4 separate regions of the Mus musculus genome follow, and all the other regions are linked to region 2. Evidence: chromatin loops called from intact Hi-C (ENCODE). Cell type or tissue: left cerebral cortex. All regions are shown on one strand. Each heading gives the region's core, and the rest is flanking DNA. Links, peaks and the distances in the headings are about the cores only.

The links. Hi-C counts contacts between places; a loop is a spot of excess contacts. Peaks named below come from ENCODE experiments on the same cell type or tissue, not always from the same donor. Only the 100,000 strongest peaks of a DNase experiment are listed, where the experiment ranks them.
Region 1: it touches region 2 in a loop (4-fold over the local background); 29 of 42 quality-filtered maps call a loop at or near these places.
Region 3: it touches region 2 in a loop (2.5-fold over the local background); 29 of 42 quality-filtered maps call a loop at or near these places.
Region 4: it touches region 2 in a loop (5-fold over the local background); 11 of 42 quality-filtered maps call a loop at or near these places.

What each region holds. Positions count from the first base shown.
Region 1 is chr15:76,635,170-76,642,707 of GRCm38, reverse strand. It overlaps Tonsl (tonsoku-like, DNA repair protein), which reads left to right and starts at 2,779. Exons shown (of 26, transcript NM_183091.3): 1 at 2,779-2,854; 2 at 2,935-3,030; 3 at 3,118-3,260; 4 at 3,685-3,868; 5 at 4,107-4,236; 6 at 4,495-4,666; 7 at 4,742-4,856; 8 at 5,383-5,528; 9 at 5,615-5,767; 10 at 6,021-6,146; 11 at 6,403-6,592. The coding sequence starts at 2,830. In left cerebral cortex, for the core only: CTCF peaks have their summits at 2,781 and 2,998; a DNase peak (open chromatin) is centred at 2,708; H3K4me3 peaks cover 1,060 bases; H3K27ac peaks cover 197 bases.
Region 2 is chr15:76,549,670-76,557,207 of GRCm38, reverse strand. No RefSeq gene overlaps it. Among named protein-coding and RNA genes, the nearest start is that of Gm35739, 4.0 kb to the left of the region's middle. In left cerebral cortex, for the core only: a CTCF peak has its summit at 4,303 (motif pointing left); a DNase peak (open chromatin) is centred at 4,302.
Region 3 is chr15:76,624,486-76,631,855 of GRCm38, reverse strand. Vps28 (vacuolar protein sorting 28) reads left to right here and starts at 5,772. Exons shown (of 10, transcript NM_025842.4): 1 at 5,772-5,867; 2 at 6,651-6,722; 3 at 7,236-7,264. The coding sequence starts at 6,686. Tonsl (tonsoku-like, DNA repair protein) reads left to right here. Exons shown (of 26, transcript NM_183091.3): 20 at 1-62; 21 at 724-1,025; 22 at 1,208-1,379; 23 at 2,015-2,190; 24 at 2,526-2,599; 25 at 2,974-3,107; 26 at 5,374-5,619. The coding sequence ends at 5,555. In left cerebral cortex, for the core only: a CTCF peak has its summit at 5,074; DNase peaks (open chromatin) are centred at 5,030, 5,725, 6,203 and 6,678; H3K4me3 peaks cover 2,439 bases; H3K27ac peaks cover 2,592 bases.
Region 4 is chr15:76,698,237-76,705,774 of GRCm38, reverse strand. Gpt (glutamic pyruvic transaminase, soluble) reads right to left here. Exons shown (of 11, transcript NM_182805.3): 6 at 7,393-7,472; 7 at 7,183-7,319; 8 at 6,886-7,060; 9 at 6,624-6,779; 10 at 6,427-6,539; 11 at 6,100-6,355. The coding sequence ends at 6,265. Mfsd3 (major facilitator superfamily domain containing 3) reads right to left here and starts at 4,233. Exons shown (of 5, transcript NM_027122.3): 1 at 3,425-4,233; 2 at 2,984-3,131; 3 at 2,772-2,896; 4 at 2,592-2,701; 5 at 1,536-2,512. The coding sequence starts at 4,106. The coding sequence ends at 2,339. It overlaps Recql4 (RecQ protein-like 4), which reads left to right. Exons shown (of 22, transcript NM_058214.3): 15 at 1-181; 16 at 332-584; 17 at 659-788; 18 at 872-1,041; 19 at 1,119-1,299; 20 at 1,379-1,532; 21 at 1,713-1,821; 22 at 1,910-2,222. The coding sequence ends at 2,034. In left cerebral cortex, for the core only: CTCF peaks have their summits at 3,593 (motif pointing right) and 4,469; DNase peaks (open chromatin) are centred at 3,607, 4,339 and 4,762; H3K4me3 peaks cover 1,219 bases; H3K27ac peaks cover 1,723 bases.

The sequences.
Region 1 (7,538 bases), core at 892-5,891, 86 kb before region 2:
AGTTCCAGGACAGCCAAGGCTACACAGAGAAACCCTGCCTCGAGAAACCAAAAAAATAATGTGTGCTCCCGATGCTTTGATCAGAATAGAAAATAAACTTGTCAGCTTATAGATGTGGCAGACACATGCCTGTAATCCCAGTACTTGGGAAATAAAGTCAGGAGCCCAGCATCATCCCCAGCCACCGGCTGAGGATGAGGCTGGCCTGGGCTCCAGAAGACCCTGACTCAAAAGCGAAAGACAAACTAATTCCTCCTATGTCTCACGCCCATGGCTTTGTGGGATCCTGAACTACATCTCCAGTGGGCCCTTCGGTACACATCCTGATAGATGGTGAGTGTTACGTCTGCCACATAGCCAGGGAAGTGTTTGGTCTTCAGGGTAATGAGAACAGAGCACCCCAAGTCATAATTCCAAATAGAGTTCCGGGCACTTTGCAGGTAAGGAATCTGGTTTGCTTTCAATTCTCCAGCCTATATTCTCATTCAACTGCCTTGCAGTACAAAGCTAGGCAGTTTTACTGCATCTTCTGGGAACACTGATACCACATAGGAGAAACTGTTCTGTTTAGTTGAAAAAGCCCCTTCCTCCCCTTTTAGCCAGGGCCCTTCTGTGTCCTTTGCATGTGAGCTGTTCCCTAGGGCACCCAACAGTTTCATTAAGTCCTCATGCCCAATCATAAATATCACAGGTTTTTTTTTTTTTGTTTTTGTTTTTTGGTATTATATTGCTTTTTAAAAGTTGCAAGAGTAGGGGCTAAAAGCTGGCTCCATGCTTAAGAGTGCTGGCCAAAGTTTTATTGCAGAAAACCCAGCTTTGATTTTTTTAGCACCCGCATGGTGGTTCATAACTGTGTGTACTGCCAGTTTGTCTTTCTTGTTTGTTTGTTTGTTTGTTTGTTCATCCATCCACTCATTTATTTATTTATGTGTGCATTGGTGTTTTGCCTGTATGTATGTCTTTGGGAGGGTGTCAGATCCCCTGGAACTGGAGTTACAGACAGCTGTGAGCTGCCATGTGGGTGCTGGAAATTGAACCCTTGTCCTCTGGAAGAGCAGCCAGTGCTCTTAACCACTGAGCCATCTTTCTATTCCCCTTGTTCCCCTATACTAACCCTCACCCTTCCAGCCCCTCTCCCCAATTAGGGATGCCTTCTTTTGGCCTCCATGGGCACTAGGCACACAATTGGTACACAGACACACAGGCAAAATGCCCATACACACAAGATAATAATTTAAAATTTTAAGGTAAAACTTACAAGTGGTGGTACAGGCCTTTGATCACAGAATGGAGGAGACAAAGGCAGGGGGATCTCTGAGTCCAGCCAGGACTATATGAGCACCTGTATTTTTTTTCCAAGTTTTTTCACAAATGTAAATAGGTGATATGTGCTTTAATTTCTAGAAGAGGGCTGGAGAGATGGCTCAGCGGTTAAGAGCACTGACTTCTCTTCCAGAGGTCCTGAGTTCAATTCCCAGCAACCAGAGAATGGTAGACGGGCAGAAATGCATCTGAGGAACAGGGTAGCCCCTGTTCTGCTCCCAGGAGGCCATGAGGGCGTTGGTCCCCAGGGAGGCTGCAAGGCTCACAACCATCTGTAATGGGGTCTGATGCCCTCTTGTGTGTCTGAAGACAGCTATAGTGTACTCATATGAATAAAAAATAAATCTGCCAGGCCGTGGTGGCGCGTGCCTTCAATCCCAACACTTGGGAGGCAGAGGCAGGCAGATTTCTGAATTCAAGGACAGCCTGGTCTACAGAGTGAGTTCCAGGACAGCCAGGGCTACACAGAGAAATCCTGTCTCAAAAAAAAACCAATAAATAAATAAATAAATAAATAAATCTTTAAAAATAATAATGTCTAGAGGAAATGGGGGTAGCACTACAGTATACCTGTAATAAAAAGGCAGGCTGGGAGCTGGAAAGTTGGCTCGGTAGTTAAGAGCTACACTTGCAGAGGACCTAAGTTTGGTAACTAACATCCACACGATGATTCACAACAAGCTGTAACTCCTCTTCAAGTTGCCCTCTTCAGCCTCTTCAGACACTAGGCACACGGCAGGTGCACACACACACACACACATATATATATATAGGTAAACACATACGTGAAATTTAAAAAATCTTTTTTTCTTAAAGATTCATTTATTTACTATATCCAAGTACACTGTAGCTGTCTTCAGACACACACACATCAGATCTCATCACGGGTGGTTGTAGCCACCATGTGGTTGCTTGGACCTGAACTCAGGACCTTCAGAAGAGCAGTCGGTGCTCTTAACCACTGAGCCATCTATCCAGACCCCCCTCCTTTTTTTTTTTTTTTTTTTTTTTTTTTGTCTCTCTGTGCATCATTGGCTTTTCAGGAATTTGCAATTTGCTCTGTAGACCAGGATGGCCTCAAATTTAGAAATTTGCCTGTCTTGGCCTCCTGAGTGCTGGGATTAAAGGCGTATGCCACCAAGCCCGTCTAATCCTAAAAAAAAAAAAAAAAAAAAGGCAGGTAGATTTCAGGGGAGCAGGGTCAGTCTGTAGTCCTGGTAACTCACCAGAAAGGGCACTTCCTGCTTGGGTGCCCGTACTCTGACAGCAGCCTTGAAGGCCCAGATCCTACCCAACAGACCTTCTGCCACCTGATGGCGCCAGTAGGACTACAAATCCCAGAAGGCCTGGAGTCTACCGCACTTGGGCCACCGAAGGGGCGGGGTTAAGCATGCGCTCAGAAGAGTGGGTGGGCCTTGCGTGTTATGGGTGGAGTGAGAAAATGGGCGTGGGCTCAGGGAAGCGCGGGAAGTGCAGATTTTCGCGGCGGCGGTGGCTTGTCTGGCTATGACCCTGGAACAGGAGCTTCGCCGTGAGTATTTTGGGGAGTGCATGTCGGGACGCAGGGTGTGGATCGGGTCCTGGGTTAGACTCGATTCTCTCTTCCGGCAGAGCTGAGCAAGGCCAAGACCAGGGCCCAGAGGAATGGACAGCTGCGCGAGGAGGCGGCCTACTGCCACCAGCTGGGGGAGCTGCTGGCTAGCCACGGTGAGCCGGAGCGGTGAGAGGACTAGCTGGAGGCAGGGGACTGGCTGGGTGATGGCGCACCTTGAGCACACGCCCCTCTTCCGGCAGGCCGCTTCAAGGACGCTTTGGAGGAGCACCAGCAGGAACTACATCTGCTAGAGAGCGTCCAGGACACTCTAGGCTGCGCTGTGGCCCACCGCAAGATTGGAGAACGGCTGGCTGAAATGGAGAATTACTCTGCTGCTCTGAAGGTACAGGACCTTCACTTGTTGAGGAGAGAGGGCTAGTATGCAAATAAGTATTCAGGGACCTTTGACTTGGCAGGCAGTCACACCCTTCTTATGTCTACTTGGGGCGCTGCCTGCCTCTTGGTGGTGGTGGTGGGGAATGGATGGGTTTGTGACAACTGAATGAGGAAGGCTCAGGACCCACTGCTATTGAGAGCAACACTCCATGCAGCCCTTAGTGGTCTCCCATGACAGCACTGCTGCAGGGCAGAACAGCCATTGCCATAGACAGTCCTTTGCATAGAAAAGATAGGACATGGGTATACCCAACTCTGTCGAAATTTGGGAAACAGAAGGGTCTCTTTTCTAAGAGTAGCTTCCTCTGGTATCAGACTGCTGGAGTTGCTGGGAGTCGGATCATGTCAAATGCTTTTTCTTTCTACATTAGCACCAGCATCTCTACCTGGATCTGGCTGGTTCCCTGTCCAACCACACTGAACTACAGCGAGCCTGGGCCACCATTGGCCGCACCCATCTGGATATATATGACCACTGCCAATCAAGAGATTCCTTGTTGCAGGCACAAGCTGCCTTTGAGAAGAGCTTGGCTATTGTGGATGAGAAACTAGAGGGTATGTCCCCTTTCTTGGATTCTCCCCATAGGCTCCCTCTGGGCCCTCCCTTTCCAAGGCCTGTGTTGCTCTTCAGGCTTGAACCTGTCAGGCACCTGCTCCTTCTCTATATTCTACGTGCAGCAGACTCCTGGCTCACTCAATAAGAGATGGGATAAAGGGTAGGAGTGCCTGAAAACCCCATATCCTGGGGGTGGGGGTGGGGGCAACTGAGTCCCTAAAGCTGTTCTTTTTCCAGGGATGCTGACCCAGCGGGAACTGAGTGAGATGAGGACCCGTCTCTACCTCAATCTGGGTCTCACCTGTGAGAGCCTGCAACAGACAGCCCTGTGCAACAACTACTTCAAAAAGAGCATCTTTCTTGCTGAGTGAGGAGGCACCATCCCTGTCCCCAAGAGGGAGTAGGTGGTCCCCTGGGATCCTTCCAAGAGGGCAGCTTGCCTAAGTTGTTCATTTGCCACGCACATTTAGGCCTGAAACCACAGAATGGTCGAGCCGGGGTCTAGGTGGTGTTAATAGCCGTAACTGGTTGAACATCAATAGTATCATAGGTATTTCGGTGTCTCACTGTTCCAAGGTTGGTGGACACCAGACGCTCTGAGCTCCTATTACCCCATCCCCCACAGGCAGAACCATCTCTATGAAGATCTGTTCCGGGCCCGATACAACCTGGGTGCCATCCACTGGCGCGGAGGGCAGCACTCTCAGGCCATGCGCTGCTTAGAAGGGGCCCGGGAATGTGCCCGTGCTATGAAGATGAGATTCATGGAGAGTGAATGTTGCGTGCTAGTGTCCCAGGTACCTCTCCTTTCATCGTCGCCTTGGGCTTGGACTTTGGTCTACAGGTCTTAGTTTTTTTCTCCCTCTTTCCAGGTGCTCCAAGATCTGGGGGACTTCTTAGCTGCCAAACGAGCCCTGAAGAAGGCCTATAGGTTGGGCTCTCAGAAGCCTAACCAGAGAGTGACTGTCTGTCAGAGTCTCAAGTATGGTGAGGCTGCATGGGGGCCTGGAACTGAGAGCCTCAGGGGTCTGAGAAGGTCTCTGCTCTTCTGACAGGAGAGATCCAGCTTATGTTCTGAGCCTCTGACAGACAGCAAGGGTAGATTTCTGTTTGTTGAAGACCCTTGCCTTGGGCTAAGCCTGCTGCACAGGGTGTCTAGGAAACTAGAGGCTCTATGGGAAACTGACTGGACCTTAGTCACAAAGCAGCATTAGGAAGCAGGAGCACAGGCAGCATACTGTACCTTCGAGACTGACAGTGACGGTCACCAGTTCTTCAGACCAAGCACCATTCTAGGCTGCTAAAGCACACTTACTCTTCTGACCTTCAAAAGTTCCAAGTGGTCAAGTTCCCCACTACCCACTTTTTTTTTTTACCCAATGGTCACACTGAGACACTTTTCCTGATTCCCAGGCTGCTGTCTAAGGGAATATGGCTGGTGGGTGGTAGGCTGTTGCTGGGGCCCTATACTATGTGATCCCGCCTCCCCCTCACTCGAGATTCTTTCCAGCAGTATTGGCAGTGATCCAGCTGCAGCAGCAGCTGGAAGAGGCTGAGGGCAATGATCTTCAAGGTGCCATGGCTATCTGTGAACAGTTGGGGGACCTGTTCTCCAAAGCGGGTGACTTTCCCAAGGCAGCTGAGGCTTACCAGAAGCAGGTGAGTGCCCCCCTCCCACATAGGGCAGGAGAAGAGTGACAAGCGACATACGAAAAGGTCTGAGACATACTGTGCTGCCTTCCTAGCTGCACTTGGCTGAGCTGCTGAACAGACCAGATCTGGAGCTGGCTGTTATCCACGTATCCCTGGCCACCACACTGGGAGACATGAAGGATCACCGCAAGGCTGTGCACCACTATGAGGAAGAACTGAGGCTGCGCAAGGGCAACGCTCTGGAGGTGACACGCCCTCGCCCCCTGTGCACATACAGGCAGGCGTATTTTGGTGGCTGTACTTTACTTTGAGCCCACCATTCTCCATAGTGGGTGCAAGCGGATGCTTCCCAGAGAAAGGCTGTTCCTTCCGAGGACCGTCTGTCAACTGGAGATAGGACAGAGACAAAGCAGATCTAAGGGAAGCCAGCTTATTGGCTGTGGGCAGCTGGATGTGGTAGGCAGCCACCGACCTTGTGTTTTTCTCCCTCTGTTTCAGGAAGCTAAGACTTGGTTCAACATTGCCCTGTCACGTGAGGAGGCTGGAGACGCATACGAGCTGCTAGCTCCATGCTTCCAGAAGGCTTTTTGCTGTGCCCAGCAGGCCCAGAGATTCCAGCTGCAGGTATGAGAGCCCATCCTACCATCCCAAATCAATCTAGCTTTCTTTTTTCCTGGCTTTTGACCTTAAGATCTTGCTCGTGACCTACCTACCTACCTACCTACCTACCCCTGGCCCATTTTATATTTTCATTTTGAGACAGTGTCTCACTAAGTTGCCCTAGCTGACCTTGAAGTTAGAATTCTTCTCAACCTGTCTTTCCTTGCATTAATTGCTCTTGGTGGTCCTGCTTGTTCAACTGGACATCTTTGCTCCCCAGAGGCAGATCTTACAGCACCTTTATACCGTGCAACTAAAGTTGCAGCCACAAGAAGCCCGTGACACTGAAATCAGACTGCAGGAACTGAGTATGGCAAAAGACACAGAAGAAGAGGAGGAGGAAGAGGAGGAAGAAGAGGAAGAAGCCAGTGAGGCCCCAGAGACCAGTGAACTGGAACTCTCAGAGAGCGGTGAGGGCCAAATGCTGCCTTGTGTGCTGGGCTGGTGTGTGCTGGAAATGGTGTGTCTTTATGGAGCCTGAGGACCAGAAGGGGTGACCGGTGCTTCTGTGGGAGTGCATAGAGGAGGCCGGGTGTGTATATGGAGCATGGGACATGGTAATCAGAAGCTCCCAGCAGAAAGAACTGGTCAGGGCCAGAGTGGCCGTTAGACACAAGGGTTCTGTCTGACCACTGCCAGCTGAAAGTCAGTTGTTTGGGGTCAAAGCCTAAGGAGAGGGTTCTATTAGAACCACCGGGGGGGGGGGGGGGATTAAAAAGAAAAAAAGGGCTGGGCATGGTGGCACACTCCTTTAATCCCAGCACTTGGGAGGCAGAGGCAGGCAGATTTCTGAGTTCGAGGCCAGCCTGGTCTACAGAGTGAGTTCCAGCACAGCCAGGGCTGCACAGTGAAACCCTGTCTCGAAAAATCAAAAACAACAACAAAAAAAAAACCCAGCAGAGGTGCAATGGTATGTCCTGGGTGGCCTTGCGGGTGGTAGGCTGTGGTTGGGGACCCAATGCTGTGTTGCCCCTTTGTGAGATTCGTCCAGCAGGGTTGGCAGTGATCCAGCTGCTGCAGGATGTTCCTGGAACTCAAGACCAGTGTGCGGAGGGGTCCAGTGGTACAGTGCTAGGAAGGAGAGCATCTTTGCTCTGTGGGGCAGGGCAGGCAGGAAGCCATGGAGCTGAGGGCTGACTTCCAGTAGGGTGGTGGCCACGCAAGACCCAACTGTGAGGTTTGTGGATTAGATTCCTAGAAAAACCTTGACTCCCAAGTTACAAGCAAACTTACAGTTCTGGGGAAGTTAGGCTGTGTCTGAGAAGATGAGACAAATCGAATATTGGTATTTTGGGTGTTATGAGAGAGGAAGGAGAACCAGGTACTTCATCTTTAGGAACTGTCCTTCAGCTGGTG
Region 2 (7,538 bases), core at 1,345-6,344:
TTCAGTCTCCTTATTTTGTTTTTGAAGACAGTATTTCACTGTGTAGCCCTGGCTGTTCTGAAACTCACTCTGTAGACCAGGCTGGCCTCAAACTCAGAAATCATCTGCCCCTGCGTCCGGAGTGCTGAGTTTAAAGGTGTGTGTCATCAGCTGGCCTCTTTCAGAATGTTGTCATCCCTGTACTCCCTCTACCGGGTATATACATATATATTTTTCTTTCTTTTTTTGAGCAGGGTCTCATTATGTCCCATTGTGATGTGTCTCATACATAAGTCTGCAGGGCTGGTTTTCCTGATATGATTTGAATACGCCCATGTGCCACCATGGTCTCAATTTGTATTGATAAATCTTTCTATCAGTCTGTGCTTTGCCGTTTCCAGCCTGGGCTGGAGTTCACTATGTAGACCAAGCTGGGCTTGTACTTACAGAGACCCTCTTGCCTCTGGATCTGCCTCCTGAACGCTGGATTAAAGGCATGTTACACCATGCCTGGCCTCACCCATATGTTTTACTTAACACCCCTTCTGCCCATTGAATGGGTTGTCTTGGTTTTTTCCATGCATTATGTGATCTTTGTAACCCATATTCTTTGACGGTGGGTTGCGATTTACTAATTACAGAGGCTTAAAGATTAGGCTGTGTTGGGGGCTGGAAAGATGGCTCACAGGTTATGAGCACTGACTGCTCTTCCAGAGGTCCTGAGTTCAATCCCAGCCACATGGTGGCTCAAAACCATCTGTAATGGGATCCGATGCCCTCTTCTGGTGCGTCTGAAGACAGCGACCATGTATGTACTCACATACATAAAATAAATAAATCTTAAAAAAAGAAAGAAAGAAAAGAAAAGGTTGGGCTTTGTCATATACAGACACAACTGGATATAGTAAAGGGTACCCAAGAGGCATCAAGGGCTAAGATCGAGAGTTTAATGAGAGTTTCTGGGGATAAGAGGATAGGCTCTGGGTAAGATGAGTCCTCTGACAAAGCTTTTTTTTTTTTTCTTTTTAATTTATTGTTATTGTATGAGTGTGGGTTGATGGAGTTACTTGTGCTGTGGGGTGTGTGTGGAGGTCAGAAGACAGCTTTGTGGACTTGGTTCTCTCCTTCCACCCTTACCCGGTTCCAGGGATTTTTTTTTTTTAACCCACTGAGCCCTCTCAGCAGCTCCTAGAAAGGAATTTAATTGATAACTTTGGGATCTGATTAGCATACTTGATCTTTCTAGGGGATTGAGGTCCGTGGAGATCAGGATATGCCCTGCTCTGAGGTCCTGCATCTCATGCAAAGCATTGGATTGCCAGACTGTCTTGCCCCAAGGGACTCCATTTTACAAGCAGAATCTGACTCCATTTTGAGGATGCAGTCCCGCCCTACAGAAGTGCCATCTCATCTATCCTCCTATTCACAAATAGGGACCTGATGTCCATCTGAGAGATTGGGAGTTAAACAGACTCCCTGATAGGCAGATGGGTAGGGGACAGTTACCTAGGTAAAGGGTAACAGATAATTAAGTGGCTAGGTAATAAACCCTTCCTCTTTGGCTTCCTGACTCAGACAAAGTCTGACATCTTAAAACAAAGCCCCTTTGGGTTTTTTCCTTCTAGCAGGTCCTAATGTTGAAGAACTGGCTCAACAGGTTGGTGTCAGATTAGGCAATGCTTACACAACAGCTGTTGGTCAAACATCCAGATTGTCTTTCTTCAATCTGATTAACCCCAACCCCAAATCAGGGGAGGAAGACCCTTCGAAGACTTTTTTGTTTGATTGATTGATTGATTGATTGATTGATTTTGGTTTTGGGTTTTGTTTTGACAGGATTTCTCAGTGTAGCCCTGGCTGTCCTGGAACTCACTCTGTAGACCAGGCTGGCCTCCAACTCTGCCTGCCTCTGCTTCCCAAGTGCTGGCCAAAGATGTTTTTTTAAAAAACCCAGCCCTCAGAGAAGAGCTGGGTGATAGCTTCCTGAGTCTCCCGTTTGTCTGAGGGTCTTTCTCTCTGTGGGCCTGTTGTATGTGTGTTGTTTTCTTAACCCAAATAAAGCTTCCCCCCCCCCCAACAGATTTAGGAAACATTAGAAGGTGAGGCAATACTGCAATATTTCTCAGATCTCCACTGGCTCGCTACTTGTATCAAGGTTTATGACCAAGTAAAACGAGGCAAGCTCAACGAACAATGGCCAAGGCACCTCGGTGAGGGAAGACACTCTCACAGGGTGAAACCTGTGGACCTTGGACCATGCTCCAAGGTATGGCGAGAAACCCACCCTCACGGGATGAGACCGAGCAACAGCGGGAGAGGCCACTGCGCCTGCGCACAGACCTATTTACATAGGTTTCATACTACTGAGAGTCTGCAGAACTTTCCTATGGGGCATTTTCTATGGGGTGACTGACAGCCCCTTTAGATTAACTGTTAAGGGAAAACACAAAGGTCTGAATTGTGTTTTATCAGAAAGTCTCTGGCCAGGCAGTAATCTTATCTATCAGGAAGTTCAGAACATCGCTTCTCAGTCCCGTAGGTCCCACGGTTCCCGGTGTTATCAGCATTATTTTTGATTAAGAGGGGGATTGTGCGCTCCTCCATGACTTTTATGCCTGCTAGTACACAAATGCCCGCCTAATGCTAGACACTGTTCTAGCCCAACAGCACATGCTCTGGACTGACTGTGGGGAACCCAGGGACATCGTAGTGTCCTTTCACAACCAGTGGGTTAGGGTATTGTTTTCTTTTCTCTTTTTTATTTTTTATTTTTTTGGTTTTTCGAGACAGGGTTTCTCTGTGTAGCCCTGGCTGTCCTAGCACTCACTTTGTAGACCAGGCTGGCCTCGAACTCAGAAATCTGCCTGCCTCTGCCTCCCAAGTGCTGGGATTAAAGGTGTGCGCCACCACGCCCGGCTTTCTTTTTGTGAAAGTTTACTTATTATTATATATAAGTATACTGTAGTTGACTTCACGCGCACCAGAAGAGGGTCTCAGATCTCATTACAGGTGGTTGTGAGCCAGCAAGTGGTTGCTGGGATTTGAACTCAGGACCTTTGGAAGAGCAGTCAGTGCTCATACTCGCTAAGCCATCTCGTCAGCCCCCTAGGGTATTGTATTCTAGTTGCACATTAAACAAAAAACAAAAAACAAACAAACAAACAAAAAACACTACAGGAAGCTGGTAGGATGGCTCAATGGGTAGGGACTTGCTCCCAAGCTTGAGAACCTGAGTTCAATTTCTGGGACCTACATGGTAGAAGGACAGAATGCACTTCTGTAAGTTGTTCTATATGTGCACCATGTCATGTACATGCACATACACTTGCACACTCTCCCTCACACAAAATAAATAAGTAAATATAATCAAAATATTTTTATCAAAATAAATCCACTCCACACCCATCCCTGCTACCATCCCAAGAGAACCACAGCACCCATCTCACTTAAGCCAGGGGGGAAAACCCTCCCTCTGCCTCCCCAGGACAGTTTCCTACCCCCAAATCTACATGATGGCATAGTGACTCCAGTTCAAGGAGGGTTGTCACTCAGCTTCTGGCTTCTGTGGGCACCAGGCATACACACAGTGCAAATCCATATGAAATCAAGTTTTTAAAAATCAAATCAAGGGCTGGAGAGATGACTCAGTGGTTAAGAGCACCGACTGCTCTGCCAGAGGTCCTGAGTTCAATTCCCAGCAACCACATGGTGGCTCACAACCATCTGTAATGGGATCCGATGCCCTCTTCTGGTGTGTGTCTAAAGACAGCTACAGTGTACTCATATAAATAAAATAAATAAAAAATCAAAATCAAATCAAAACTGGATGGTGGTGGTGGTGGGTGGCAGCAACACACACCTTTAACCCCAGGAAGCAGAGGCAGGGGGATCTCTGTCAATTTGAGACCAGCCTAGTCTACAGAACAAGCTCCAGGACAACCTGGATTGCACATCACACAGAGAAACCTTGTCTCAAAAACCAACCAAGCAAACCAACAATATAAATATCTTCAATCCCAGCATTCAAGAGGCAGAGGTAAGTGGATCTCTGTGAGTTCCCGGCCAGCTAGAGCAGATATATTGAGACCCTGTCTCAGACCAATAGCTAGATCAAGAACTCTAAAATCCCTTCCATACTTTATCAAGACAGCTTTAAAGGCATTTTGTTTTGATTTTGTTCCGTTGAACAGGGTTTCTCTGTACAGCCCTAACTGGCCTGGGACTAAATGCATGTGCCTTCAACACCTGGCGCTTTCAAGGTTTTTAATGACTAAGCAGAGACCTTGAAAGCCTCACTGTCTCTTCTGCTCAGGAGATTCTAGAGCGCCATCTAGTGGCCACTCAGTTCAGTCTGCAGGCACTAACTAAGCCTCCGGTCAAAGGATTCTTTCCTGTTATTGATCAGCTGATATTTCTGCTGGGAGAGTTCAAAGTTACTGAGTCTCTTCTGGCGTCAAGTACAATCATCAAAGTGGGAAACCCTTGGAAGCAGTAATGTCCTTTCTCTCTTGTGAGGGAAGGCCGGCTCATATCTGACGACCTCACACAGGTTGAACCTGAAAAAGGACAAATTCCTGGACCATAAGGAGCCCAAAAAGAAGGGCATCCCTCTTCCTCTGAGTACTGATGAGACCCTGGGGTTGTGCGAGCTCTTCTATTTTTTCATTAGATATTGCAAGAATCAAAGTTACATTCTTTTCTTTAAAATGTATATCTGACCAGGGCAAGTGTCCAGAGAAGCTAGAGACTGGAAGCTGAACTTACAAGTGATTGTAGGCTGCCCAGTGAGGGTGAGAGTCATTCTTCAGTCCTCTACCTTGAATGGTAAGCATTCTTACTCCAGATTTCTCCAGATTCCAAATTATATTCCTTATTAGTACAGGGGTCGTGTTTCTTTTTCTTCTGTGATGACCGCCCTCTCTTGTTAACATTCCAGTACTCAATCCTCCTCAGTAGTACTAATGACAAGCCTGGTCAACAAACCCACTTGATCGGCCTCTTCACCTCTTCGGTAGACAAACTTCCATTCCTCTGTGGTCCTGTGTAACTGCTAGGGGCAGTGTATCTAAACTGCAGATCCAGTGAAGGTTGTCTCTTCAGCTCTTGTTCCTACCCTCTCCGCTTCCCCCTTTTAAAAGATATAACAGTCTTGATTTTAAGTGGTGGCGCACGCCTTTAAGCCCAGCACTTGGGAGGCAGAGGCAGGCGGATTTCTGAGTTCGAGGCCAGCCTGGTCTACAGAGTGAGTTCCAGGACAGCCAGGGCTACACAGAGAAACCCTGTCTCAAAAGACTAAAAGACAAAACAAGACAAAACAACCCCCAGAGCCTGCTATAATTCCCACCAAACTTAAATCCTACTACCTTTACTGGCAGATCCTAATCCTGAGGACCCTGCAGCTTTTCTGTGTGGAGAGACTCCGCCTCACCTGCAGTAATAGATAATAAGCCTTATAGGATGAGCCTCCTTCCGAGGCTACTTTGTTCACAGACAGAGATGGCTTATGGAGGTACGACACAGACTTTTCAGGGAATACAACCGTGAGTTTCACAAAGGTGATAGAATGTGGGTGCTTTGGGGGTAATTCTGCATCAGCCTCCAGAGAAGAAGTAATTGCTCTCACTAGAACTTTCCAGCTAGGGGCACAAATGGGACACCATTTAGCGATGCCTCAGCCCATGCTTTCTGTACCTGTGCAGTCACCTGGAGAGAGAGGGGTTTCCTCACTGCCCATAATGCCCTCTTAAATATGCCACTGAGATTCTGACCGTATTAGATGTCATCTGGCTTCCAACCCAGGAAGCTCTTACACACTGCAAAGCCACAGAGAAGACTATTCTGACATGACTCCCACTCCAGGCTGCCTTAGTTCCCAATCCTTCTTCTACAATACCCCCTCCCCCCAACAGGAAACTCATGGGCTTTAGATCAGAGCTGCTGCAAAGCCGCCCCAGAGGGATGGATACACAAAGCCCAGTACAGTAAACTCCTGCTCCCTGCATCTTCCCAATGGGACAGTTTTCATCAGGCCATGAATCTGGGGACCAGGGCCCCCCAACTTCCAATTGAATTCCTCATTACAGGTATAACAATCCCCCCAGACCTGTGGTCTCATTCTTTCTTTTGTTGTTTCATTTGTTTTGTTTTGTTTTTGAGACAGGGTTTTTCTGTGTCGACCAGGCTGGCCTCAAACTCAGTGATCTACCTGCCTTTCCCTCCCTCCCTCCCTTCCTTCCTTTCTCCCTCCCTCCCTCCCTTCCTTCCTTTTTAAATTCTGTGTGCCTATGACATACAACTCATGAGACTTGGTCCTCCCCTTAACTATGTGGAACCCGGGGACCAAACTCAGGTCATCAGGCTTGGTGACAAAGTGCCTTTTACCTACTAAACCCTCTTTCCAGTCCTTTTGTTGTTGTTGTTGTTTGTTTTTGTTTTTTTGTTTCTTTCAAGACAGGGTTTCTCTGTGTAGCCCTGGCTATCCTGAAACTCACTCTGTAGACCAGGCTGGCCTCGAACTCCGCCTGCCTCTGCCTCCCGAGTGCTCGGGTTAAAGGCGTGCAACACCACGCCCAGCCTTGCCAGTCCTTTTATCCCCCTTAATATGTATTCATTTTTGGTGTATATCTATTTTGCCTGCGTGTGTGTATGTGTATTGTATGCATGTCTGGTGCCTGAGGAGGTCAGAAGTGGGAGGCAAAGGCAGGCGGATTTCTGAGTTCGAGGCCAGCCTTGTCTACAAAGTGAGTTCCAGGACAGCCAGGGCTATACAGAGAAACCCCTGTCTCAAAAAACCAAACAAACAAACAAACAAAAAGAATCCCTCTGGAACAGGAGTAACTGATGGTGGTGAGCCACCATGTGGACGCTAGAAACCAAAGCTGGGTCCCCTGCCAGAGCAGCAGCAAATGCTCTTAACTCTCTAGCTCCACCTTGTGGTATGATTCTAAAGTTGGTCATTTGTGTTGTCGATCTGAGGAAGCCAAAGACCCTGAAGCATTTTGTGGCCTATTCAACATAAGGGAGCTATGCAGGGGGAAGACTGGCAAATAAATTTAACACATATCATGTACAAGGGACTGAAATATCTACTAGTTCAGGAAAATGCCTGCATCAGACAGATAGAAGCACCAGTAACATGCAGTGGGTCTGAGATACAACCACTTTGCTCATAGGATATGTGATTTGTTGTTTTGAGCTCCCTCAGTCCCTACTACCTGATAATACCCTGGCTGTTTTACCTTATTCCCCCCCCCTCTCTCTGTCCCTCCATTCCCCCCCACACACCTTTATTTTACTGTCTTCTTCTGTTCTTCCTCTCCCCAGTCCCCTCTTTGAATTTTTTGAGGCAGGACAGCCTGGGATTTGTAGTGATCCCCCTGCCTCTGCCTCCTGAGTGCTAGGATTACAGGCATTCCTTGCTCGCAGTACCCAGTCTGGCTTTAACTTCCGTGATGCCCGAAGAACGTAAAGCACTTTAAATATCATCTCAGCTGCTTGGTACCTTCTATCTCCTGGGAAGATGGAGAAGGCTAATCTAATCCTTGAGAGATTTCTCATTT
Region 3 (7,370 bases), core at 2,371-7,370, 74 kb before region 2:
TTCGTGGGACCTTCCTCCGCTAAAGGACCGCTACCGCAGGGCCTGCCTGAGCCTGGGGCAAGGTGAGCTAGCCCTGTCTTAGGATGGAGGAGCTGGGCCTATAATCCCCACCTACCCTGCAGATAGCTGAGGAAACCCAACCCTCCCCCAAGCTTTATACTTTTTTAAAAAGATTTATTAATTTATTACATATAAATTTAATATTCTGCCTGCGTGTAAGCCTGCAGGCCAGAAGAGGGCACCATATTTCATGGTTATCTCTCTAGATGGTTATGAGCCATCATGTGGTTGCTGGGAATTGAACTCAGGACCTCTGAAAGAGCAGCCAGTACTCTTAACCTCTGAGCCATCTCTCCAGCCCAGCTTTATACCTTTTACCCTCAAGTGGGGGACAGGTGGGAGCAGACAGTTCTAGGATCCTAGGCCCTTGGAATGAGAGTTCCTGAAGCAGCCTAAGTCACAGCTAAAGCCCAGGGAGGAGTCTGAGGGGGCCTGGAGGTCACCAGTAACTGGTGACTGGAAGATGTAAATGTGACTGAAGGAGATCAGAGCTCCCCCACCCCCACCCCAATTTATACAAAAGCTCCTTGCATGATACTAAATCCAAGGCTTTTAGGAATAGGCTCCGTATTACTGCCTGGACCATTTTATTTGCCTGCAGGATTCGGGCGTCAGGTTTGAGCTCTCGCCCTGGTGACCTGACCCTGTATCTTCTCTTCTTAGGGGAGCACCAGCAAGTGCTGCATGCCATGGACCACCAGAGTTCCAGCCCTTCGTTCAGTGCCTGCTCCCTAGCCTTGTGCCAAGCCCAGCTCACACCCCTGCTGAGGGCCCTCAAGTTACACACAGCACTCCGGGAGCTACGCCTTGCAGGGAACCGACTAGGTGATGCCTGCGCTACCGAGCTGCTGGCCACCCTGGGCACCACGCCTAACCTGGTCCTCCTCGATCTCTCTTCCAATCACTTGGGCCAGGAAGGTCTGCGTCAGCTTGTGGAAGGCTCCTCGGGCCAGGCTGCTTTGCAGGTAAAGACCCCAGCATACACTGGGCCAACAGCTGCAGGGTATCACTATCCCCACTGAGCCATTGGTGGTCTGGTGCATCTGGGAGAGCTGGGTAGTGTGTGTCCCTGGAATGGGACCCCTGTGGAGATGAGACTCCACATGGGGAGTCTATGAGCTCAGCGCCCATCCCATCCCTTCTATAGAACTTGGAGGAGCTGGACTTGAGTATGAACCCACTAGGAGATGGCTGTGGTCAGGCCCTGGCCTCCCTTCTGCGGGCCTGCCCCATGCTCAGCACCCTGCGCCTACAGGCCTGTGGCTTCAGCTCCAGTTTCTTCCTGAGCCACCAGGCTGCCCTGGGCGGTGCCTTCCAAGGTAAGATGAGCAGTTAAGTGTATTCCCTGGCCCCGGGGTTGAGAAGATTCAAAACCTTGAGCAGAGGGGTCCTAGAATATCAGGATCTGGCTTCTGAGGGAAGGGCCAGTTCCTATTAGGACCCAAGTATAGCTGGGGTCCCAGCAGAAATTGGTTCTTGGCCAGCTTTGGCTGTTTTCAGAACTCATTCTAGCCCCCACATATCACAAGTAGGGTTTCAGAGAGGCCATGTCTGCCCTCAAAGTCCCTCTATCTTTCCTTCCTGAGCCAATTTCATTGCGAGCCCACCTGATTCAGTGACATGGCCCCAGTACAGAGGACTGAGGACTGGGGCTGACCCAGTGGAGCCCAGCAGAGGGAGGGGCCTGGGATTAGGTGTTAATGGTCAGGGAAGTGTCCTGACTTTCACTCACAAATGTCCTGGCCCAGAACTTTATGCCTACCAGCCAGGAATATGGAAAGGTAAAAACTGGGCTTAGAGACTGGACAAGAGCCACTGCTTCTCAATTTTCTCACAAAAAGTCCAGGGGTAACAGTTTCTCTAAAGGATTCATGAGCTTGTGGGGTCAGAGCTCTAGGGTGGGGAAGGGGCAGGGGCCACTGAATGAGTTAACACAAGTCCTTCTGCCGTACAGATGCTGTGCACCTGAAAACCTTGTCCTTATCGTACAATCTGCTCGGCGCTCCTGCCCTGGCGAGGGTGCTGCAGACCTTACCCGCCTGTACCCTCAAACGTCTGGACCTAAGCTCTGTGGCAGCCAGCAAGAGCAACTCGGGTATCATAGAGCCTGTTATCAAATACTTGACCAAGGTATGAGGTATGGAGTAGACTGCCAAACCAGAACACAGGGATCCCAAGGCCCAAAACCTAACTGCAACCCTGCCATGTTGTACGGAGTCTGAGGGAAGGGCTGGGGGTTGGGAAGAACACCCATGGACTCCTGGGAGCCAGGTGGTGGTACTTCAGGCAAGTTCCAAGGGACACGCCAGGCCCCTGTGGTCTTTACAAGGCATCTATAACCTATAGCTTGGAAAAGAGGTGTTTCCTTTCCATTCAGCTCTCTTGGTGATGGGACTCTGCTGGGAGGAAGGTAGACGGATGGGTGCCCACTAGGCATGGCCTTTTGCCCTGTTCTTAACGTCCAGGAAGGCTGTGCTCTGGCCCACCTAACCCTGTCCGCAAACTGCCTGGGTGACAAGGCCGTGAGAGAACTGAGCAGGTAACACACCATCCCTGAGCCACTGGCTCTCCTGTGAGGAGGGAGTCTGACATGAAGATGAATGAGTCAGGTGGTGTCACCTCTTTCTGACGTCCACTGTCTCCAGGGATGGCTCTGGCAGGCATGCTTACCCTCCTTGAGTTTCTTGCCATGCCCTTGTGGTATGAGAACTTCTCACTCTGGCCTGTCCTTTATTTTTCCTTGGTAAAACATTCCCTCCTGCCCCCGATCCTGCCCCTAGAGTTGGCCATGGCACTGCCTCTGGCTGGCACTGCAGAGATCCTTGGCTCCCAGAGCCAAGGGACAGACTTCCCTAGTACTAAAGCAAGGGCTTTCCTGGCCAGCTCATGCTTTCATGTCCCCTGTCATTGTAGATGTCTCCCTTGCTGCCCCTCACTCACCTCTCTGGACCTGTCTGCCAACCCCGAGGTCAGCTGTGCCAGTCTAGAGGAGCTCTTGTCTGCCCTCCAAGAGCGGTCCCAAGGCCTCAGCTTCCTTGGCCTATCAGGTAAGGGCTAGGAACAAGAATGGCTCCTGTGTCTCACCTAACACAGGGCTTACTTTCCAGGGTCCTGCCAGCAGAAGGGGCAGTCACTGCCATCGGCGAGATTCCACAAGGCTGTTGTGATGAAAGGCAGTTTGTGGTGTAACCAGGGCAAGGAGCAAGACTGACTGGTGGCTCAGAGTACGGCAGGAAGCACTAAGGCAGATTACCTCAAGCATGGCCTAAGCTGCATAGTAAAGAAAATAATAGTACTAGTAATAATAATAATAGTGATAATAATAATAATAAACCAAAGGAGGGGCTGGAGGAATGGTCAACACTTAGGGGTGCTCTTCCAGAGACCCTCATTTCAAATCTCAGCATCAAACATAGCAGCTCACAACCTTTGGAACTTCAGTTCCAAGGGATCTGAAGGCAGATCTGCAGGCAGCCTGGCTTCACACAGTACACAGATAGACATGCAAATGAAATGAAACACCAGTACACACAAAGCAATTTGAATTTATTTATTTATTTATTTATTTATTTATTTATATTTTCGAGACAGGGTTTCTCTATGTAGCCCTAGCTGTCCTGGAACCAAGATGGCATCAAACTCGAGACTCACTGCCTCCAGGGTGCTGGGATTAAAGGTGTGCACCGCCAAATGAGTACACTGTAGCTGTCCTCAGACACACCAGACAAGTGTGAAGGCATCAGATTTCATTACAGATAATTGTGAGCCACCATGTGGTTGCTGGGAATTGAACTCAGGACCTCTGGAAGAGTAGTCAGTGCTCTTAACCACTGAGCCATCTCTCCAGTCCCAAAATAATTTGTTTTTGTTTGTTTTGTTTTGTTATTTTGGTTGGGTTTTTTGTTTTTCAAGACAGGGTTTCTCTGTATAGCCCTGGCTGTCCTGGAACTCACTTTGTAGACCAGGCTGGCCTTAGACTCAGAAATCTGCCTGCCTCTGCCTCCCAAATGCTGGGACTAAAGGCGTGTGCCACCACTGCCCAGCTTGTTTTGTTTTCAAGCAGGGTTTTTCTGTATATGCCTGGCTGTCCTGGAACTCATTGTGTAGATCAAAATGTCCTTGAACTCACAGAGATCTGCCCGCCTCTACCTCCTGAGTGCTGGGGCTAAGGGTGTGCACCACTGCCCAGCTGTTCCTTTAGCTTTTGGTTGTGGGATATCCTTTCTTCTGTGCAGCCTTCTCTTTTGGCTAGGAACAGTTTATTCCTTCTCAGTGAGAATCATCTTACTTACTTACAGGGGGAACCCATGGGTTAGTTCACCATAAAAACTCAACAGTGACCAGAGAGAACATATATCCAAACTTTGTAAGAGAACATATATCAAAACTTCTTTGGGGGCCACTGACTGACTGGCCTGGCAAACATTTTCCAACTCCACCTTTATAGACAGACCTCTGAAACAATGCACATTGCTTCTTTAAAGTGACATTTTTCAGATACACATGCACACCCCCTCACAGCCTAGGCAGCTCCTCGGGTATTCTTAAAATGATCATGAAGATTTGAACCTCCTTTTGGAGTGGCAAATTGTTTGTTGTTTTTTGAGACAGGGTGTCTCTGTGTAGTCCTGGCTGTTCTGGAGCTCTGTAAAGTTTCCTCTCTACCTGGAGAGGACTGAGATTAAAGGCGGATGCCACCAGGGCAGGCATGATTTGGACCTTTTGTTTTTGCGGGGTTTTCTGGGTCAGGAGGGTAGCAAATCATTGTTACTTGCAGAAAACCTTATTTCCTCATTCCTGTCCACCAGTCAGTGATCCAAGTTCCGCTTAAGGGGTGCTTGCTCTCTCAACCTGCCCCCCTCCCTCCTTCCTTGCCTTATCTACTAATAAGCTAGCTTGTCCCGTTACACCAACGCACTCTCCACCTTATAAGTGTGCCTGATGGCCTGGCCTGCCACTGCCTTGCCCAGCTGAGATTTGAGGGTGGCAGCCTTTCCCCCTGGAGGATAAAAACTGAGCACAGGGGAGTCCCTGGGTTTTTCCTGTATCTCACCCCCTCTTCCCAACACAATGGTATTTCTGGCAGCTGTGCGCTTCATCCAGTTCCCTGACAACCTTGAGCCTACTGGGATCTCTGACTTGATCAAGGCCTGGCATTCACTAGCCTCCAGAGATCCGAGGGCCCACAGTATACAGATATATTGAGTCCTTTTTATGATGGGACAAGCCAAAATGTAGGCTCCGAGGTACAACATAAGCACTATGCCTCCTGTGGGTGTGTAAGTTAAACCTACCTCCTCCTCACCCCCACAGGCTGCTCTATTCAAGGGCCGCTGAACTCTGACCTCTGGGACAAGATCTTCGTGCAGTTGCAGGAGTTGCAACTGTGCACCAAAGACCTGAGCACCAAAGACCGAGACTCGGTGTGTCAGAGACTGCCAGAGGGTGCGTGCACAATGGACCAAAGTTCCAAGCTCTTCTTTAAATGCCTCTGATCCTAGTCCTGCCGTTTCCTCCAGAAGAAAAAGAAAAACCTTAATAAACTATGCTGCTATCTCATTTGTGTCAGCTCTCTGCGAAAAGGGTGGGCGATGTGAGCTGTAAAAGCCTTGACAGGCGGAGCTACTCCAGAGCGCAAGCTCAGGCAAAAAAAGCCGAGTGCCGATCAATGGATTTGGCTTGCTATGTGCGTAGGCTCAAGGTTAGAGGATGAGTGCCGAGCTGCCGATCGGGTTTCCCGGCAGGCGCAGGCGGAAAAAGCGAGCACCGAGCTTCTGTCGCCATCTCCGGGACTCCAAACGCCCCAGGTACACAGCGGCGGTGGCCGGGTCCCCTCTTCATAGGAACCCTTTGGTCTAGGTGTCCCGGTCCCGTCTCCTCTGGGGCTCAGCGGCCCTTGCCGCGCGGCCAGTGTCTCAGTAGGTGATGGGCGCTGTCAAGTGGCATTGCTGGTCCACAGTTCAGGTTCCCCTGTCTGTGAGGGTACCCACCTTTCTTCTGCGACTCCGCCGGCTATTCCTAGCTCCTGCGACCTCGGTAGCTCTCGCTGCTCCTCAAGCCACTCCATCTCAGTTTGACCATCTTCCTTGAACATTTGTTTTCACCCCATTTCAAATCCTGAGGCGTGTCTGGGCTGGCTTCCTTATTAGACAGGACCTATCCTGGGCCTTGCCTCCGCCACTTTGCCGCATCAACCAATAAGCTTGCCCTTATTCATTTCTCCAGTATCTCCCACAGATTAGGGTAAAACCTACCTCCACACTTTCCCTCACACACAGAAAGCCCCGGACACCTAGTCTCAGTTCATTTCCACTGAAAGATGTTGCAACAATGCCCTTCCCCTGTGCCCAAGATGCTGCCCCAGTTCTAACAGCTACTCTTCCCTACCCTAACCCAGCTAACAGGCAGGACTCCCATGGCACTCGATGTTCATCCTCAAAGCCTGACATGACATTCCCCCATGACAGTCCTTTAGCATCCTGTGCCGTTCCTGTAGAGAGCAGGAAAGCTGTTCACAACGCTCTGATCTCCAGAGCCCAGTTCTTAAGGTGTAAGGGGACCCTTGAGTTAGTGTTGGCTCTGCTTTCCAGGTCTCTTGTGCTGTATAGCTGCCTGGGCCTGCAGGATGTTCCACGGGATCCCAGCTACTCCTGGTGTTGGAGGTGAGTGTAGGCTAAACTGGGAGGAAGGGGAGGAGCCAAGGCTTTCCCTGTTGCAGGGGCTGTTGGGAAAGGACCACACTGCTACGTCCATCCCGTAGTCATTAGGCCCTGGGTAATGACTAGGGCCAGAATTATTTCTGGTGGGAATCTGAGGGCCCCTGCAATACCCTGCTGGGGAGCGAGAATATACTCCAATGTGGTCAGAACCTCTGGCATCCTGAGCAACTCTGGGTCTCCAACTGCATGTGTGAAGCATCTGACAGGCTTTTATTTGTACCAAGTTGTGGTTCTGTGTACAAACTACAGTCATGTTGGCGGGGGAAGAGAGCTAAACCTAGCAATCTGTATGTAGCCTCTTAGAGGCCATATTGGTAGGAGGTGAGGCTGGAGCCCCTATTCTGTGCTTCCCTTTGAGCTCTGTGATACATGGCATGGGAGACACCTTCTTGGGACGTAACTGAAGTGGGCCTGTCCTGGGGTCACCCTTGTCAGCTCCTCCTTGCTCTGTTGCAGCCCCTGGGAACAAGCCGGAGCTGTATGAGGTAGGTAGCAGATCCTCACCTGGCCACTGCAAACACCATGTGGCTGTCACTGGTTCTATAACCACGCCTGGAGATGCTGACTGACTCTTGCCTGCTTTTCCAACAG
Region 4 (7,538 bases), core at 1,284-6,283, 150 kb before region 2:
GCGGGGCCACCTGCGCATGGTAGTGGCCACGGTAGCATTTGGGATGGGACTGGACCGTCCAGATGTTCGGGCTGTGCTGCACCTGGGACTGCCTCCAAGCTTCGAGAGCTACGTGCAAGCTATCGGCCGTGCAGGGCGTGATGGGAAGCCTGCCCATTGCCACCTATTCATGCACCCCCAGGTCGGCAGCCCCATCTCCCCAGACCAGGACAGACCCAGGGGTTCCACTATTCCTAGGCCACTTCAGCCCCAGCTGCTATCTTGTCTTCCTGTAAGCTGCCGCCCTGGGCCTAAGTGTGGTAGTTCTGTGCATATGACTGTCCCAATGCAGGGTGAAGACCTTTGGGAACTGCGCAGACATGCCCACGCTGACAGCACTGACTTCCTAGCTGTGAAGAGGCTGGTGCAGCGTGTGTTCCCACCCTGCACCTGCAGCCAGAGACCTGTTTCCAAGTCCTCACCTGAGGAAGTCAAAGAGCACAGTGGCCAACAAACATACCCTGTACTGGGCCAGGCCTGCCTGGGCCATGAGCGGGCACTCCCAGTGCAGTCTACAGTACAGGCTCTGGACATGACAGAGGAGGGTAAGGAGCCAAGCAGGATTTGGGTTACAGGGAGAGGCTGGTGCCACCTCTCCTGAGCCTTTCTCTGCCTCTAGCTATTGAGACTCTGCTGTGCTATTTGGAACTACACCCTCGGCACTGGTTGGAGCTGCTGCCCTGGACCTACGCCCAGTGCCATCTGCATTGCCTTGGCGGCAGTGCCCAGCTGCAAGCTCTGGCCCACAGGTAAGCACATCTTACCTCAGGGTAAGGATAAAGATAAAGAATAAGAGCTGCTGGCCATAAACTCCTTTGTTCCTTGGGCACAGGTGTCCCCCTTTGGCTGCATGCCAGGCCAAGTGGCCACCTAAAGACACAAGTCAGGGCAGGAGCTCCTTAGAGTTTGGTGTGGTGGAACTGGCAGACTCGATGGGCTGGAAGTTGGCCTCTGTACGGCAGGCTCTCCACCAGCTGAAGTGGGACCCAGAGCCAAAGAAAGGTATGTATGCCCACCACTACCCCAGGCTGGGCTGTGCTAGCCAGCTGTTCCCCTCCGACCCACACACTCGCTGACAGGCGCAGCACAGGGCACCGGAGTGCTTGTGAAGTTCAGCGAGTTGGCCTTTCACCTGCACAGTCGCGGGGACCTGACAGATGAGGAAAAGGACCAGATCTGTGACTTTCTGTACAACCGTGTGCAGGCTCGTGAACACAAGGCCCTGGCCCACCTACACCAAATGTCCAAGGCCTTTCGAAGGTGGGAAAGAGGTAGGCAGGGCCTAGGCCACCCGCTCTGACCCCATGGGCAACTCTTGACAGGTCTGTCTCGTCCCCAGTGTGGCCTTTCCCAGTTGTGGACCCTGTTTAGAGCAGTCTAATGAGGAGCACAGCAATCAGGTGAAGACCCTGGTCAGCTACTACTTTGAGGAAGAGGAGGAGGAGGAAGAAACTATGACGGACACTCAGGGTCCAAAACCTGGGCAGACTCAGGTAAGTGCCACACCTCTGAGGATAGTTCTTAAAGCTTGGGACAGTGACATGGCCCCATTCAACCCTGACCCCACAGTTCAATCCCTGCTTGGCTCAAGGTTTCCTTGGCTGCTCCGGGTGTGATTTTACATGACAGATGCTATGGTAGCTCAGATGAGGTTACATGCTATCCTCCCACAGCTTCAGGACTGGGAGGACCAAATACGCCGGGATGTCCGCCAGCTCCTGTCCCTGAGGCCAGAAGAAAGGTTTTCAGGAAGGGCTGTGGCCCGCATCTTCCATGGCATTGGTGAGGGCCACGGGGTTGCCTGGTGCCAGCGGGGGATGGGTATTAGAGCCAGCTGAGTCCTCAGGCCTGTGTTTCTGCTCCACCCTAGCGAGTCCATGCTACCCAGCCCAGGTGTATGGGCTGGACCGGCGCTTCTGGAGGAAGTACCTACACCTGGACTTTCATGCCCTGATGCACCTAGCTACAGAAGAGCTCCTGCTGAGAGGCCGATGACCACCTTACATGGGAGGGTGCCACATGATTGAGGCATGAGGCAAGCCAGACTGTGGCCACTACTCCGAGGGTGTCAGGCTCACCAAGGCCATGATGTGGCCATCACTGACTGTCAGGCAAAACCTTCTGGCTGCAGGAAGGGGATAAGAAGATCCAAACTGCAGAATAAAAAGCATTCAGTAATTTTATGTGCTTTCTGGTAACATAGCCTTCAGTTTGAGGAGAGCTGCATTTCCTGTGTCCCAGACATCCAGGCCATACATAGCTTTATTGGCTTTATAGACAGCCCTAACCAACATCCAGCTCAGGTCAGGTTACTGGGTGCCAGGCGGAGATCCAGAACAGGCAGGGCTGAGAGTACAAGGAAGACAGCAAAGCAGAGATGTGGGCCTAGGCTGTCGGCCAGCACGCCGGCTAGGGTACCTGGGAGCAGCTTGCCCAACAGTTCCAGAGTGGCCAGGAAGCTGTAATGTGTAGCCTAGGAATGGTAATGCAGATCAGGGCCGAGTGACTCTCTACCCCTGCAGTCCCTGGGCATCCCTACCCTTCCCTCTTACCTGCAGGGCTCTGGGTGCTAGCTGGCTACAGTGCATCATCACAGTGAATGTGGCAGTGGTGACCACACCCCCAAAAAACTGTTGTAGACATAGGCTTAGCAAAACTGCCCCTGGAAGAACAAAGAAAGGTCAGTGGGAGCCTGGGTTCCTGCCCCCTACCCCCCAATGTCCACCTCTTACCTCTCATGACTGTGCCAGGGTCCACGCTGGCCCCTGGGCTGTTGAGGTGGAAGAGCAGAGCAGTCTGGCAAGCCAAACTCCCAAGGCGGAGCTGCAGCACTGTCTTCAACAGCTTCAGTGGCTGCCTGGGGTGGGAATTGAGAGATGCTATGGTAAGATCACCTGGGACACCGGTGGAATTGAGGGTCAGGCTAGGGTTGGGGAGTGCTTACCAGTGCCTGGCCAGTAGAGCCCCACCCAAGGAGGAGCCAGCAATGGAGCAGGTCACAGCACCCAAGCCACTCCATAGCCCCAAGTCTGAGGCAGAAGCACCATGGTCCAGCAGGAGAAGTGGAAACAGGCTGCCAGCACCCTGCTCACCTACAGGAGACCGTAAGCAAGGATGGCCCCAGTCTTTCTTCCAGGAGCCTCAGTACTCCAACCAGTCAGGCCCCTGGTCCCCTTCATTTTCATGGGCCCCAGATGTTAGAAGAGAAAGGGCTGGGCATTGGCTGGAGCTGAGGGAAGTTAAGAGGTGAAACAAAACTGAGCTACAGAGCTCTGGGCTGGTATTCCAGCATAGGGCAGTCCCCTGAGTGGGTTTCAGGGCCCTAGGGACCAACATAGAGTTTGGGCTCTAAGCTCGATGGTAACTAACTGCAGGCCTCACTCACCCAGCTTGTAGGTGAGCACAAAGCCCGCTGTCCAGAGGGTCCCAGGCACAGCCAGCAAATCTTGTAGAAGATAGGAGCTGTGGGGTGTATGCTCTGAGGCCTGAGGCCATGGCAGCCTTCCCAAGGCTGGTGCAGCCCAGGCTAAGGCAGCAGCCAGCCAGTAGGTGGCAGCTAGGAGCAAAAAGAGCAGTGGCCAAGAGAGAGTGGGGAAGAGGACCAACAGTCCACCCCCAGCCAGTGCTGATCCCAGCTTGTAAGCGACCACCTGTACAGTGTTCCCAGGTCCCAACTCCTTTGGCTCTAGGAGTTGCACAGCGAGTGTGTCCAGAGCCACATCCTGCACCGCTGCACCCAGATTCAGCAGCAGTAGCAGCCCCATCACGGTGGTAGGTAGCCCTGTTTGGCCAGCTTGCGGAGGAGGCAACACAGCCAGCAGTCCACACACCAAGCCCAGGGACAGTGTGCTGAGTGTTAACCAGACCCGCGGGGTGCCCCGCCTGTCCACCAGCGGTGCCCACGCCAGCTTTAACAGCCATGGAGCATACAATCCCTTGGTTAGACCCACGCGCGTTAGGGAGAGGCCACGGGCCCGCAGTAAAATGGGAAGCAAACTGGACTGCAGTCCATAGGGCAGACCCTGCACAAGATAGAGGCCGGCCAGCGGCAGCAACTTCCCATGCATGGCCCGTTCGTGGTGGGATCGGACGGCTCAGGATGAACAGTCAGGGTCTGGTCCTCCTACATAGGGCCGGGGACAGTCAGGCTGTAATCCCGACACGCACACTGGGACCAGAAATCCCGGAAGTACCGAAGCTGGGAGAAAAATGCGGAGCGATAGACCGGTCCTATCGCATGGTGGGACCGCAGTCTTGCACAGCCCATAACTACCGGCATGCTTTGCGCAGGGGTCAGGGTGAGGGAGAGGCGGGGCAACCCGGGCTGGGGGTGGAGCCAACCCCCTACTAGTCCTCAATTGGCCTAAAACCCAAATGTTAAGCAGGTTACTGATACCTACACAGACCCAAATCATCTGCTCTGGCGCCCCTCGTGCCAAACCTGGACACGACAGCCTGCTGCTCACAATGCCAGCGGGTAGATGTGAGTGGCTAGGAAGGAAGCTGAGGTAACAGGCTGGTCTCAAAGGTATCTTCCTGTCTGCTGAATGGATACCAGATCCGTTCCAGAAGAAGCATTTTCACTTTAGCGGTTTTTTGTTTGTTTGTTTGTTTGTTTGTTTGGTTTTATGTGTGTGTGGATAGGTTTTCTTTATAGAACTTACTTTGTAGACCAGGCTGACCTCAAACTCAGTATCTTCCTGCCTCTGTCTCCCAAGTGCTGGGATTAAACGGGTGCGCCACCACTGGCGGGCTCACCACGCCCAGCTCCCGAAGCATTTCTAATACTTAGCTCACAGAGCCAATACTTTGCCCCACAATGCATTTAGCACTGCTCCCCATTCCTTGCTGAGACTGTGGCTTCAGAGCTGCCCCCAGGTCAGTGACCACAGAAGCAGGAGTTTTGTGGGGAAGGGCAGGACCTAGTCAGCTATTGCCCGTGATACCCACTTCCTTTTCAGTATTCAGTGAGGGTAGTTAGTCCAGACCACGTGATTCTGGCTCTGCAGGGAAGGCTCATGCCCAGTCTCTCCCCCTTCTCAGAGTTGTGCCCTCCCAAGTCCACAATGAGACTGTTAAATGAGGCCTTGGGTTAACTGACTCAATTATAGTAGATAACTGGGTGGAACTTCTTTTGTGTTTGGACACAGTGTCCAAGTCCTAGCACCCTGGCACTGCCTTGCTTCCACGGAGGGGCTATCCTGCCACTTCCAGATAGTCTCAGGATCTAAGTGTTCACATCTATAAAATGGGTTCTACTTTTGGGGCATGATTGTAAACCCCTATAATTTTGCTCTTCAGGCTGAGGCAAGAGAAGAATGAGTTTAGGTTGCCCTGGATACCTTAGCTGTTTAAAGGGGTGGCAGGCAGGATATAGTTCAGTGGTCCTGAGTCCAATCCCCAGTACCACAAAACTTAGGGGATGGAGGACGGCTTTGCCTACCGCAGAGGAACACTGCAGACCAAACAAGTTGAACCCCAGCAGTGTCTACTGTGCACAGGGGCTCATCCTGAGCCTCCCAGTCCAGGATGTATCTTTCCATTAGCACACATCTGCCCCAAGGGTTCCTAAATGTGCTTTGCAAAAGGACCTCCCCTGCTCTGCTCTGCCGGAGGTGGGCACCGCCCAAGCCCTTGCTGTCAGTCCTAACTTGGCTGTAAGAGCTGAATACCTCCCTACTGTGGTTGGCACACACGGCTGTGTCCCGGAGCAAGGTTACTGTTTCTGACACAGCCTCTGAGGTCTCTTTCCCCTGCATTCCCTCAGACCTCACCCCCTCCCAAAGTGGTTCTGTTGCGGCCCTAAAAGGCAGATGCTCTGCCGTCACACCTTTTACTGGCATGTTAGTTGATTTTATGTAACCGATCATCACATGCCCCACACTTAAGACTGAAGACCTAGCCCACAGATGCACTGTCTCAAGCCAAATGTAGGAATGACGATCTGGAGGGTCCTCCCTTCCCTGGGAACCATCCTTAGCAACTCCTCTAGATGCCGTTTCCAGTGTCCCTTATGTGGAGTCTGTGTGTCTACACAAAGCCAGTCAGGTGAGTCAAAGCTGGGGTCACCCAGGCAGCCACCTCAAATCAGGCCTACACCCAGCTTTATTAGGGACCTGCAGGGACAAGTACCCAGACCCTATGCAAAATCAGAAATAGTGAGGGCTCCCAAGGACCCTCAGTTTGTTGAGTCAGAGAGCATCCAGTGTGGCCCTAGCAGTGGCTTCAGGAGTACTCATGAGTGAATTTAGCATGGAAGTGCCTCAGTTTCTCCAGCAGCACCCGCAGTTTCTCCATGGGGGGCAGAATGGTCATCCTGAAAAGGACAAATGGTCAGCGTGAAGTACAGGTCCATTAGTGGCAGGGTCAACCCATCCCGGGTCTCACCGGAAATGATAGGTGCCCTCCTGCTGCCCAAAGCCACTCCCAGGCACAACGCAGATGCCAGTCTCTTCCAGGAGGCACAGACAGAAGAACATGTCAGGGGCCAGGCCCAGGTCCTGGGGGTCAGGAGGGTGGTCAGCTCACAGCCTGGCGCCAGGCCCACACCCTGCTCGGCCCCCATGTAGCCCTGCATGCCCCACCTGCGCACGCTGCACTGCTTTCAAAGGCAGCTGAATTTGAGGGAAGGAATACATAGCGCCCTGCACCGGGTTGCAGCGGATCCCGGGGGCCTCGTTGAAGACCTGCTCCGTGAGTTTAGCCTTGGCTGCCAGTTCAGCCAGCACCTCCTGCCTCTCCTGCAGTCACAGGAGGGAATCATGGAAGAGGGTTTCAACGTGTCCCTCTATAGTCCCACCCAAAGCCGGATCACCAGGTATCTTTGGCCTGGTCTGGTCTGCTCACTGCTTGAAACTGCTTGAAGGACGGCTCCGAGGGGGTTGGCGGACTGACCACCATGCCCATCAAAGCCTGGCCCGGCACTGGTGGACACAACCGCACGCTCATCAGTTTCGCCATCTGTTTCTGCACCTCGGCATCCATGTTTACCACTTCCACATAGCCACCACGAAACCCGCACCTGCCCAGGAGAGCATGAGTTGAGGCTGGTCTGGGAAGAGGGTGCGCCACCGTGGCAGTGACTGAGAGTCCTCTAGCCCTCCCCGCTTCACCACCACCACCACCACCTGAGCCTGTACGCACTCGCCCATGTAGCCCTTAGAGACTGAGTGGAAAGACGCGAGCTCCTGCTGCGTGGCATATGGTGGCCCCATCTCCGTGAGCACCTTCTTGAATGAATGGAACTGAGAGCCCTCAGCATATACATTGTCTTGGTATACCTGTAGGGGTGGCAGTGTCATTCAGGCTGGGGGCTGAGCTGCTGCTCACCACTCTGTGTGCCCCTGTGTGTACCTCATCAGCCATCAGGAAGAGTCCCTCTTCGAAAGCAAAGCGGATTACGGCCTCGATGCATTCACGGGTCTGCACCTGCCCTGGAGTGTGAAGATGCATCACTGACTGGAAAGTCAGCCGCCCGCGGGCAACAGAGAACCAAGCCC